Regions from separate parts of the Homo sapiens genome. Here regions 1 and 3 are each linked to region 2. The links are chromatin contacts, found by Hi-C or POLR2A ChIA-PET in ENCODE. All regions are on one chromosome and are shown on one strand. Each heading gives the region's core, a stretch centred on a gene start or an enhancer-like site at or near the end of the contact. The rest is flanking DNA. Distances are from core to core; before and after follow the strand shown.

The links. A loop is a pair of places that touch in the nucleus more often than their neighbours do. ChIA-PET counts read pairs that join two places held with the same protein, here RNA polymerase II (POLR2A). Pooled maps may share reads with other maps.
Region 1: a loop to region 2 is called in a map of endothelial cell of umbilical vein, with 7 times the contacts of the local background. The contact joins two enhancer-like sites. A Hi-C loop is called at or near these places in 9 of 168 maps with a recorded cell type or tissue (Calu3, IMR-90, MCF 10A and 4 more) and 3 of 50 pooled maps. POLR2A ChIA-PET finds 5 or more read pairs at or near these places in 1 of 52 experiments (AG04450).
Region 3: a loop to region 2 is called in a pooled map, with 2.2 times the contacts of the local background. The contact joins two enhancer-like sites. A Hi-C loop is called at or near these places in 9 of 168 maps with a recorded cell type or tissue (Calu3, IMR-90, MCF 10A and 4 more) and 3 of 50 pooled maps. POLR2A ChIA-PET finds 5 or more read pairs at or near these places in 3 of 52 experiments (AG04450, PC-3 and endothelial cell of umbilical vein).

Annotation. Positions count from the first base shown.
Region 1 is chr5:53,372,292-53,376,184 of GRCh38, forward strand. No RefSeq gene overlaps it. Among named protein-coding and RNA genes, the nearest start is that of FST, 110 kb to the right of the region's middle. Within about 2 kb of position 1,705, at least 2 of the 41 ENCODE cell types and tissues checked have a DNase peak (open chromatin) inside an H3K27ac peak, as active enhancers do; they include endothelial cell of umbilical vein and mammary epithelial cell, where a contact is called at or near this core.
Region 2 is chr5:53,416,172-53,419,808 of GRCh38, forward strand. No RefSeq gene overlaps it. Among named protein-coding and RNA genes, the nearest start is that of FST, 63 kb to the right of the region's middle. Within about 2 kb of position 2,385, at least 5 of the 41 ENCODE cell types and tissues checked have a DNase peak (open chromatin) inside an H3K27ac peak, as active enhancers do; they include PC-3, endothelial cell of umbilical vein and mammary epithelial cell, where a contact is called at or near this core.
Region 3 is chr5:53,353,768-53,357,967 of GRCh38, forward strand. No RefSeq gene overlaps it. Among named protein-coding and RNA genes, the nearest start is that of FST, 120 kb to the right of the region's middle. Within about 2 kb of position 1,689, at least 2 of the 41 ENCODE cell types and tissues checked have a DNase peak (open chromatin) inside an H3K27ac peak, as active enhancers do; they include PC-3, where a contact is called at or near this core.

The DNA.
Region 1 (3,893 bases), core at 455-2,954, 45 kb before region 2:
ATACCTGCAAATGACTGTAAAAGCAGCATTAATATTGACTTTGGAGTTACAAATACATTTTTGTAAGTAGACAAATTTGCAAGTATTGAATCCACAAATGAGGACCAACTATAAACATATGTGTGTGTGTGTATAAGTGTGTGTATACCATTGTTTAAGCTTGCATGCAAAATTAGCAAAATATAAAAACATGCAAACATTGAACCAAAGAGGTAAAAGTTTCCTATGAGGGAAACTAAAAAACACTGATTAAAGAAATTGTAGATAACACAAACAAATGGAAAAACACCTCATGCACATGGATTGGAAGGAACATTCATTAAAATGAACATACTGCCCAAGGAAATCTACAGATTCAATGCAATTCCTATCAAAATATCAATGTCATTTTTCATAGAATTAGAAAAAGCAATCCTAAAATTCATATAGAACCAAAAAAGAGACCAAATAGCCCAAGCAGTCCTAAGCAAAAAGAACAAAGCTGGAATCATCACATTACCTGACTTTAAATTATGCTACAAGACTATAGTAATCAAAACAGCATAGTACTAGTATAAAAATAGACACATAGATCAATGGATCAGAATGAAGAACTCAGAAATAAAGCCACATACCTATAGCCAGCTGATCTTCAACAAAGTCAACAAAAACATACACTGGAGAAAGGCCATCCTGTTCAATAAATGGGGCTGGAAAAATTGGATAGCCACATGCAGAAAAATAAAACTGGACCTTTCCTGCTAGTGAAGTTTCTTAAAAAATAAAAATAAAAAAAGAGAAAAAAAGAAACTAGATCTATATCTCTCACCATATTAAAAAAATTAACTCCAGATGGATTAAAGACTTAAATGTATAACCTGAAACTTATAAAGTACAAATTCTAAATAAAATAAATAAATAAATAAATAAAGATTCTAGAAGAAAACGTAGAAAAAACTCTTCTAGACATTGGCCTAGACAAAGAATTCATGACTAAAACCTCAGAAGCAAATGCATCAAAAATACAAAGTAGACAAATGGGACTTAATTAAACTAAAAAATTTCTACATGGCAAGAGAAATAATCAACAGGATGAACAGACAACCTACAGGATTGAGAAATTATTTGCAAACTGCGCATCTGACAAAGGCCTAATATCCACCAGAATCTACAAGGAACTCAAACAACTCAATAAGAAAAAAGCAAATAACCTCATTAAAAAGTGGGCAAATTATATGAAGATATATTTCATAAGAAGACACACAAATAGCCAACAAGCACTTGACAGAACATTCAACATCAGTAATCATCACAGAAGTGCAAATTGAAACCACAAAGAGATACCATCTTACACCAGTCAGAATGGCTATCATTAGAAAGTCTAAAAATAACAGATGTTGGCAAGAATGCGGAGAAACAGGAACACCTATACGCTGTTGTTGGGAATAAATTAGTACAACCTCTATGGAATACAGTATGGAGATTTCTTGAAGAACTAAACATAGAACTATCATTCCACCCAGCAATCCCACTACTGTGTATCCACCCAAAGGAAATCAAATCATTAAATGAAAAAGACATCTGTACTCGGATATTTATCACAGCACTATTCACAATAGCAGAGTCATGGAGACAATCTAGATGCCCATCAGTGGATGATTAAACAAAGGAAATGTGGTATGGAAATACTGTAGCACACTACTTAGTCATAAAAAAAAGAATGAAATCATGTTTTTTGCAGCAACATGAATGAAACAGGAGGCCATTATCTTAAGTGAAATAACTCAGAAACAGAAACTCAAGTACCTCATGTTCTCCCTTATAAGTGGGGGCTAAATAATGTGTACACATGGATACAGAAAGTGGAATAACAGACAATGGAGACTCAGAAAGGCCGGAGGGTGGGAGGAGTGTGAGGGATGACAAATTACTTAATGGCTACAATGCACACTATTCAGGTGATGGTTACACTAAAAGCCCAGACTTCACTGCTACACAATATAACTGTGTAACCAAACTGCACTTGCACCCCTTAAATCTACAAAAATAAATAAATACATAAATAAAAACATGCACGAAAACTCAAGACTATGTTTATCTTTGTCAATGGAAGAAGGAAATAGTAACTGTAAAGTCTTATTTCTTAAGCTAGATTTACATAGACATTTGTCTATTTCATGACTTTGTGCTAATTTTTTCAACCTAAAATGTTTTATTAAAATATTTTAAAGTACTTATTTGCATATATGCAAAATCACACCGGTCCTCATCACAGAAAAGACAACAGTTCCTTGGTGATTTTAGTTTAATTTAGTATAGATGTAAACTAATGAGAGGGAACTTATCAAGGTAAATATGTTGCATCAATCAAAACAGCATGCATTGCTGTCAAAGACATGTGGCATATACCTGCTTTCCTCCATAGATGCTGAAGGTTTTTTGGTTTTTTTTTCTTCTAAAAGATTCCAAATAAGTATTGAAATCAAATCATTCAAGAATAAATATCACATTAACTAGGATATCTCAATACCACCTCACCAGAGTCCTCCTGGGTCAGCTTCTAAAATAAAATGTCAAATGAGTCCTCCAACACTCAGCATCCAGATCTTGGAATGAAGTACTTATTTCTGAAATTTCACTGTGTTCTCCATCTATCCCCTCCCCACAAAAAAAGTTTGAACTTCTTGACCTCTGAGTAAAACTGATTATCTAAAATCTGAAGTCGCAAATAAACCTACTTGTAAAGATCCTCTGAGAGAAAAGTATCATGGGCATGACCAGATGCAAATTTCTTCTTTCTTTTTTCTATTTCAGTAAGGTATAATGTGTGGCCCAGTTTATGCAGAGAAATAACTCTAAGAGTTGGAGTTAGATATGCGAATTAGAACCTAGTCTTAAGAACGAAAGATCAGAAATCACTGGTTCAAAAAGAAGGAAGATATAGATCAACAGGAAAATAGTAAACCTCATCAAGATTACAAGCCTCAGACAAAGATATCACTAGACCTAAATCCATTGCGTCTTGAAATAAGGAAGTAAGATCATTTCATCATCAAGACATTAGTCTCTGTACATTTAGAATTAGAGCATAATCAAAAGGCTTAATTCGTCCATATTGGACATGAAGGTCATGGCACAAGGAACAGCCTTATAATGAGGCATCAAATATAGCCTAAAAGAACATTAGCATAAACAAAATATAAACTTTCTTGGAAGTAAACTACTCATTCCTTTGAAAATAAACCAAAGGAAATCAGATTAACCCTGAGCTGTTCACTTAAAATTCAGGTACAATTTATTTCTAAGAATATATCCATCACAAAACTGAGCCTATTAGCAGCAATTATTTAAGGATATTTTCTAGGTCATTGTCATCACAAGGCATTAATTACCCAGTCTCCTGAAGTAATCTGCATGAGAAATATTTCAAGTAGAATATCAGTTGTCAAGGAAGGGGGAGACCAGATACCCTACCGGGATCTTTGGCTCTTCCCCAAAGGAGGTAGAATGGGGACAGAGAGGAATAAGGATTAAGGAACATGTAAGCAAAAGAGAAAAAAAAAAGTCAGATGTGAAATTATAACTGACTTCTAAGAAGATGTATTTATTTTGGTTCCCTTTTTGCAGAATTGCTGGCTGGTTATTTCAGGGAATCATGTTTAAGTCTTCAGATCTCTCTTTAGGTGAAAAAATAGTTCCTTGGGTGAAAAAGAGAAAAAATGGGATAAGTCTTTATCCCTTTATTTTAGTCATTTGTATACAGGTTTGTTTTACTTATAAAGCCATTTTATTTCATAATGAAGCCACACAGAAAAAGAAGAACAAAAGAAAGAAAAGAAAAACCCAGGGGATTGATTTTATTTTACTTTTTAGTCTGAAAATAAGGTCTTAGTTCATCTTTAAGTCAACAGATT
Region 2 (3,637 bases), core at 1,135-3,634:
CAGTGGGTGTTTCACATGCACACCCATCTGTTCTATCAGGCATCACCATGGTAGCTGAACTTCATAGACATGTATTTCTTCCCTCAAGTAACAGTCCTCAAGTAACAGTCCTAGATGAGCACTCAGGTCAGCAGGACAACTCATCTCTTTGTGGCTATTCAGGATCCTAAGCTGATACCACTCTGTCATTTTCATCATGTGACTTCCAAGGTTGCCCTGAGTGTCAACATCCAAATCAACTGAAGACAGTAAAACTTTTTTTTTAATTTAAAGGCATAGAAAAACATGTGTGAGAAATTTTTATGAGTCAAACCTGTACATGGAATACATCATTTATGCTCACAAACCATTGGAGAGAACTTAGTCATATGACCACATGCAACTGCAAGGGAGGCTGGGAAATGTAGTGTGCCCATATATCAGGAAGAAGAGAAGGGATTCTGGTAGATAGCTAGTGATCTCCTCCACAATATATTTTCTTCTAGTCTTTTTGCAATATTGTTTCCACAAAATTATGATCATATTGCATTCTTCTATATTCATTTAAAATTATATTCAGCACTTCCCTGTCATAAAATTGTCCTCAAAAACCATTTAAAAGATAATATATTATTTCATCTCATATATACCAGAACTTACTTACCTACTCTCCTTCTGTTGGATATTTATCTTCTTTCCAATTTTTGGTTTAATAAATGAAGCTGAAATTTGAATATTACATATCAGTTTTTGTTTCTTTTTTTTTTTTTTTCTTTTTGAGATGGAATCTCACTCTGTCGACTAGGCTGGAGTGCAGTGGCACAATCTCAGCTCACTGCAACCTCTGCCTCCCGGGTTCAAGGGATTCTCCTGCCTCAGCCTCCTGAGTAGGTGGGATTACAGGCACACACCACCACACCTGGCTAATTTTTGTATTTTTAGTAGAGACGGGGTTTCACCACATTGGTCAGGCTGGTCTTGAACTCCTGACCTCGTGATCCGCCCACCTTGGCCTTCCAAAGTGCTGGGATTACAGGCATGAGCCACCGCACCCAGCCTACATATCAGTTTTTAGCAGCTTCCCTAAAATTTTTCTTAGGATGGATTCCTGCAAGTGGAAGCACAGGGACAAAGGATATATACATTTAAAAAGGCTGTGTTTAATTTCTGTTCCATTTGGTGAGTGGAGTGGCAGGGGTTGAGGGGATGAGCTAGGCCTGTTTAGTCACACTGGGGTATAGAGTAGGAGATTTCTCTTTTCAACCATCACCCCTCTAGGTGTCAAGGGCCCCACCTGGAAGGCTCTCACCAATGCTGATATGAAGGGCATCTACGCAGATCCTCAGCACAGGTTACATATAATATTCACTCAAATGAAAACTGAATGGTCCACAGACACTGACTTTGCTCCCAAGTGATTCCCGGATGTTAGCAATAGATGTACTCAATCTACTATAGGCTGGAGCCCACTCCATTCCTACCCACAAAATCTCTCCAGGTCCTACTGTGCCTTGACCTTGCTATATACATTTTTAAGGATTTTTCAAATTTTGGGAAATTTGCCTTTTGCTTACCAGTTGAGCATCTGAAACTCAAAAATTCAAAATCCAAAATGCTCCAATGAGCATTTGCCTTGGATGTCTTGTCAGCACTGGAAAAGGTGCAGATTTTGGAGCATTTCAGATTTTAGATTTTCAGATTTGGGATGCTCGACCTGTACTTGTAAGCTGCTTCAAACTCCCTTTCCAATGCATTGGTCTACAAGTAAGTAAATAAGAAAAATTATGTTCTGTAGGATAGGAGGCAGCAAACTACAGTCTCCAAGTCAAATCTGGCATGCAGCCTGCTTTTATAAATAAAGTTTTATTGAAATACTGCCACATCTATTCATTTCCATATTGTCCATGGCTGCTTTCTATTACAACTGCAAAACTGAGTAGTTGTGATAGAGGCCTATGGCCTCCAAGCTTAAAATATTTTCTGTCTGGCCCTTTACAGAAAAAGGTTGCTGACCTGTTCTTCAGAATCAGGCTACAACAACGAAGCTAGGGTCTGTACTCACATACACCCCTATTTGTTCGATGAGCTTGTTCAGCTCCATATAACTTCCTTATTTTACTTATGAATGTCTTATACTATATTAATGCATCGTTAATACATCTGGCCTTCATAACTTCAGACCTTGCCATAATTAATTTTTAAATTTCACTCCTCTTCTCATTCAATTTTGATTCACAATTTATGAACACACACTATATTTCAGTTACCCAAATTAATAATGAACATGCAAAGTGGTATTTTTCTCTCTGGAAATGAAAGACACACGTATTTTCAAATGCTTGGTGAGCAGCACTATTGATATTTCTCTTTCTCTTATTCCAAGTAAATATTATGCCGCGTCTGTGTGGTCATAGCCATTTCCATCACAAAAGACTCTACAAACCCAGGATTACCTCATCCCAATAGAAACAAAGGGGAAAAGGGAATTAGGCTGAAGGGAAAGCTAAAGTAAAACCATCTTCAGCGATTTCAAAGGGACTCAGAAATAACAAAGTATATTTCTTTCAAGTAAATGTGCCCTTTTTTCAAAAGACTACTGTGGCAGTCCTAAAAAATGCCATTAAATGCAAAGCATAGAAGAGAGAGATCATTAAAATTAAAAATCAATTAAATTCTAAAATTTAATTTGCCTAAATCAAATTAAATCACCCAAGAGAAAACACACAGCTACTTGAGAAGTGCATATAAAATTGCAAGATACTCCCGTCTCCTAAACAGCTAGTTAATCACTGTTTTCCAACTGACGTAACAAGGATGTGCTTGCGTGTATTGTTTACAAGACCAAATACATGATTAATAAAAAGACGTAGTTTAAAACACCCTCTTTTAATGTTTTTGTTACACAAGTGGACCCAGATTTGTGATTAAAACTCATCAGAGAAGCATGTGAAAAAGTGGTATGAATCATTACTGATTTCCTGCCTTGCCCCTTTCCAAAGAAACTCATCCTTTCCCCCAATTGAAAACACATAAAAAGTTGACAGTTATAAAACCATGTAGTAAGACAGCAATTTGTTTTTTAAAAATTTTTTACTCTCTAATACAAAGCCTTCTTCCCTAAATGCTAATATGTGACTTAAGTCCTTCCTAGAGGTACAAACATGATTCATAGTTTAATATAGCTAGAGATAATTTTAGAAAGAGCCCCTTTTGTTTAAATGAATGTGAAACCTTTTGCCAAGCCTTGAAACTGCTGCCTTCATTGGCATGTTGACTTGTAAAAGGTGAGATAGTCTTTGGTAGCCTTAACTAGAGTCTTGTACGAGGAAAAAAAAGAATGACTCAAGGATCTCAGGAGACTTTTTTTTACCCACATTACTGTGGTCCTACTGTCTGATGAAATCCAAGGGTTGTTCAAGTACAAAACAATTTTCACAACTTCACAGGATGTTGAAAGATCCATTTCCAAGCCTTCATATCCAGGAGTCCTTCCCAAACTAACATTCATCGTTTTGCCTTTTTTTCCTTTCATCCAGGTGCTCTGGGAATTAGTTATTGAATTCATTTTCTCCCACCATTCCCAGCCCCATGACTACATCCCCTTTATAAAGTGTAAACTATACCACTTTGGGGCAAAACGTGAAGAAAATGTCTCTTT
Region 3 (4,200 bases), core at 439-2,938, 63 kb before region 2:
ACTTCATAGGGTTGTCATGAGAATTCAGGGCAGTTATATAAACAGCATCCTTAGGCTCATAGTATGGCTTCAGAGTAAGGCTTCAAAATTGTGAGTTATATTTATTGCTGTTGATATTATTATTATTTTCAGGAAATGAAACAATGAAAGGGAAGTTTCTAAAGGTGATTTTGGGACAAATTTCAATGACCATAATTTTGCTTATGTCTGCCCAGTTCTACTGATCATAAAATGTCAAAACGAAACTATTTACAAGAACACTAAGCACATTGGCATACCATAACATTCAGTCACATTATCAGAATAAAGTGTTGTAATCTTGTTTCTTCTCTCTGTTCACCGTATGCCTCTCCTGCATTTTTCCTGTTTCTTTGTACTTTCTTTTTTTTTTTTTTTTTTGAGATGGAGTTTCACTCTTGTCACCTGGGGTGGAGTGCAATGACACAATCTCAGCTCACAGCAACCTCCGCCTTCAGGATTCAAGTGATTCTCCTGCCTCAGTCTCCCAAGTAGCTGGGATTATAGGTTCATGCCACTACGCCAGGCTAATTTTTGTATTTTTTAGTAGAGACAAGGTTTCACCATGTTGGCCAGGCTAGTCTCGAACTCCTGACCTCTGGTGATCCACCCACCTCGGCCTCCCAAAGTGCTGGGATTACAGGCGTGAGCCACTGCGTCAGGCCTTTATTTTTCTTTGTTCAACAAATGTTCCTTTGTTTTGCTTTGAAATATAGGTAATATGTGTATAAGTTAGAAATTTAATACTACCTACTAAATTATTGGTTTTTCTACCTGCTTTCAACATTTGCATTTATTCATTCATGAATTTGACAAATAATGTGTGAGTTCTCCCATGTGCCAGGCACTATGTCAGGAGCTGAGAGAGTGCTAAACAGGGCAGATGAATATCCACAGATGCAAAGGGTATGTTCCACATTACAACTCCTAAGCAGTGCCCCTCTAAACCTCCCTCTTCTCTTCCCGAAGAACACTTGGTAGATTTTACAAGAGGTAAAATCGTCTCTTGAACTACAGGTTCTAAAGTTTAACCTGGAGCATGTAGAGTGATAGGCATACTTACTCCTGGGTAGAGTTTCTAACCTGGCTCCTGGGAGGGTCGTTAAAGATTTGGGAACTCCAAGTTTCATTCTTCTTCAATTATGCCTCTAAATTTAAGAGGTATTAACAGAGTAGCTTTTGGAAATCAAACAAGAGAATTCTGAAATATAGAAAGAAGTCAGGCCACAGAGGAGGACATGAGAACACTAAACTCTGAAGTCTGTAAAAGAAGCCTGTTAAATTTTCATCATTTTCACTAGAGTGTTTGTCATTGTTGATCTTGTATGGAATCTAATAGTTCTAATGAAAAATGTGTTAGGCCTTGGGTCCAAGGATATCATCATTATAAGTGCATAAGTGCCTAGGACAATATAAATCTCTCTACAGTGCTGCTATTGTGGACTTTGATCCATGATGTATTAGTTACTTATTTATTGATTTATAAAAATGAGCTGTTAAGCTTTTCCTGAGAAGTCCAAGGGCACATGAACAAAATGTAAGAAATATATAGCCACAAAAAATAAACCATGAAGTATAAACCAGAACCCCTAATGTCCAGGGCACGCTGCCTAGGTGAGTAGGATGAATCAAAAATACACTTTCTAGACACACCCTGAATGTCAACAAACAAGAACTCTGTAAAACCCAAAGAAGGAAGTTATATAATAAGGGCTTATATGAGACATAATATACATTGGCAAAACCCTGATCTAAACATGATGAATTTATTTACATTTGGCCCTTCTTCAGAGACGGGCCTGAGACTCTCACCAGAAAGTATGATGAGTATGATATCTTAAACGCCAGCAGGGCCAGAGGTCGCGTACTTGGCTTTCAGTATTTATTATTATTTTAAGCCAATTAAAATAATTTGGTTTCACAGTGGAAAGATTCCATTAAATAATAGCTTTGTTCACCATGAGTGCAGGTTGTGTGGTTCTTTACTAAGTAGGATAGAACTGGAGAAACAGAGAGGGCAGAGATTGGAGGCTTGTCTGAAATCACCTCTGCCCAAAAAACAGAGCAGAAATCTGCTGAATTGGGTCTATATATCAACTATTTCAATAGGCATAGCTCAAAAGATAAATATTTATTGTTAATAATTTTTCTCTATGACCTAAAATTTTAAAACATGTAACTCCTATTTTTAACATCATCTGATTTTCTCTCAGTATTTAACTTCTTAGTGCCAAAAATAAGTTACAGATATATTGTCCTTCACTTTTCCTTTTTAATCCCAGCTAAAACACAAAGGATTTTGTGATTTCCCAGGATATGACTCAATTTCATTCTGCTAATGATCGTCCCTTGTCTGGAAGCCCACAGTCTTCTGTTAACTTTGGTCTGCCATAGACAGCCAATTAAAATTGGCCAAATAAGCCAAAAAAAAAATCAACCAGAGACCAAAATAATCCCTTTTGGCTGTTGCCACAAAAGAATTTACTGGATAATCTCTAAACTTTCCACTTAATTCTGGCTGTATAGTTCAGTGTTTTTGACCAAAAACATACCAGAGGCTACACACTGTGATTGAATATCCCAAATTTCCTACAATTTGATGGGCTTTAAAAATACGGATATATGTTAGAGTTGTAACTCAGTGATTTAAGGCAATACTTTGGTCACTTGTGTATTGGTTGAATTAAACTTTGAATTTGGCACCATTGCCATATCACTAAGGAAGCTTCATTAGAAAATGAGTATGCATTAGGATTATCTAGCTTCTTACTGGTCCCGCTCCTAAGGACTCACAGCTCTGCAGGAAATCTCAGAATCCTTTGTCATTACTCTTCAACAGGTGCATGCCCATGGCCACTTCTTCCTGCTCAGCATAATAAGCATGGAACCACTCAAGTCTACAGGACTGCCAGAAATGGCTCTGTTCTTCTCTCAACACACTATCCAGCTAAAACACTCTTACCTATTCACTATTCCAGGTGTTAGAGCTTTGTCCATTGCTCTTTTTTCTGCCTCAGCAAAGAGGAGAGCCAATCCCCAAAGTTATATAGTTTTAAATTTAATTATTAAGTTGGCTTCAGTATGGTAGATACTCATTACCCCCAAAGGACGAGAACAGTTCAAGTCCTTCTGGGTGGACTGTCTGATGGAAATCCATTCATGATGCTCCAACTTCTGCTCTAACTTTTCCTATGCCTACTCTATTGCCTGTTACTGTGCTTGTTCTATAAAGAACTAACTTAGCAGAAGAGTAAAAGACTATCTAAATGTATCCATCATAATGTTCATATCATAATATCCCCTCAAAGAGAAATCCTAGGTCTCCATATTCCTTGAGCAATCTTCTCCTCACAGTGCCTGTTTTTCCATCTGTCTGAGGTGTAGGTACACATAATTCTGAGACATATACTATGACCTTCACATCACTGTCTCCTAAAGGGCAGTCACATTCATAAAGACCTATTACTTCCAATTACCTGTGCTTTTTGTCTTTTTCTCAATGCCCACATCTTAATCAGAAATCCAGCAAGAAATGTATGGTACAATCAAAGGGCTAGTGGAAAAAAGTTTTAAGATAAAACATTTTATAACGGTGTGGACCTGATTAAGACTACCAATGAGGGATGGTGAAACATGCAAGGACTAGGTATAGTAGAAAGCCTTTACCTCCCCTAGACTCAAGACAAAAAGAGGATCGTGTTACCCAATGAGAGCCAGAATCATAAGAGAAGGACCACCTAACTAAAATAGCTGTGAATATAGGTAAAGTAAGATGGCCACTGCCCAAACTGAGAAGAAACAGGGAGAATAAAAATACCCCACCTACTCTCACTTCCTGTCTGCTAATCTCTAGCTTTGCTGAACTCAAATAGAAACCAGAAGCCAAGGGAGCTTGAGTGGTACCGTCCATAAAGAGGCCAGGCTTTGGCCAATATGGCGAAACCCCATCTCTACTAAAAATACAAAAATTAACCAGGCATTGTGGCACATGCCTGTAGTCTCAGCTACTCAGGAGGCTGTGGCAGAAGATTCACTTGAACCCAGGAGGCGGAGGCTGCAGTGAGCCGAGATCGTGCCATGCATTCCAGCCTGGGTGACAGAGCAAGACTCCATCTAAGAAAAAAAAGAAAAACAAAAAAGGCCAGGCTTTTGGAGAACGGAGCTGGTAAGAGAAGGGTAAAG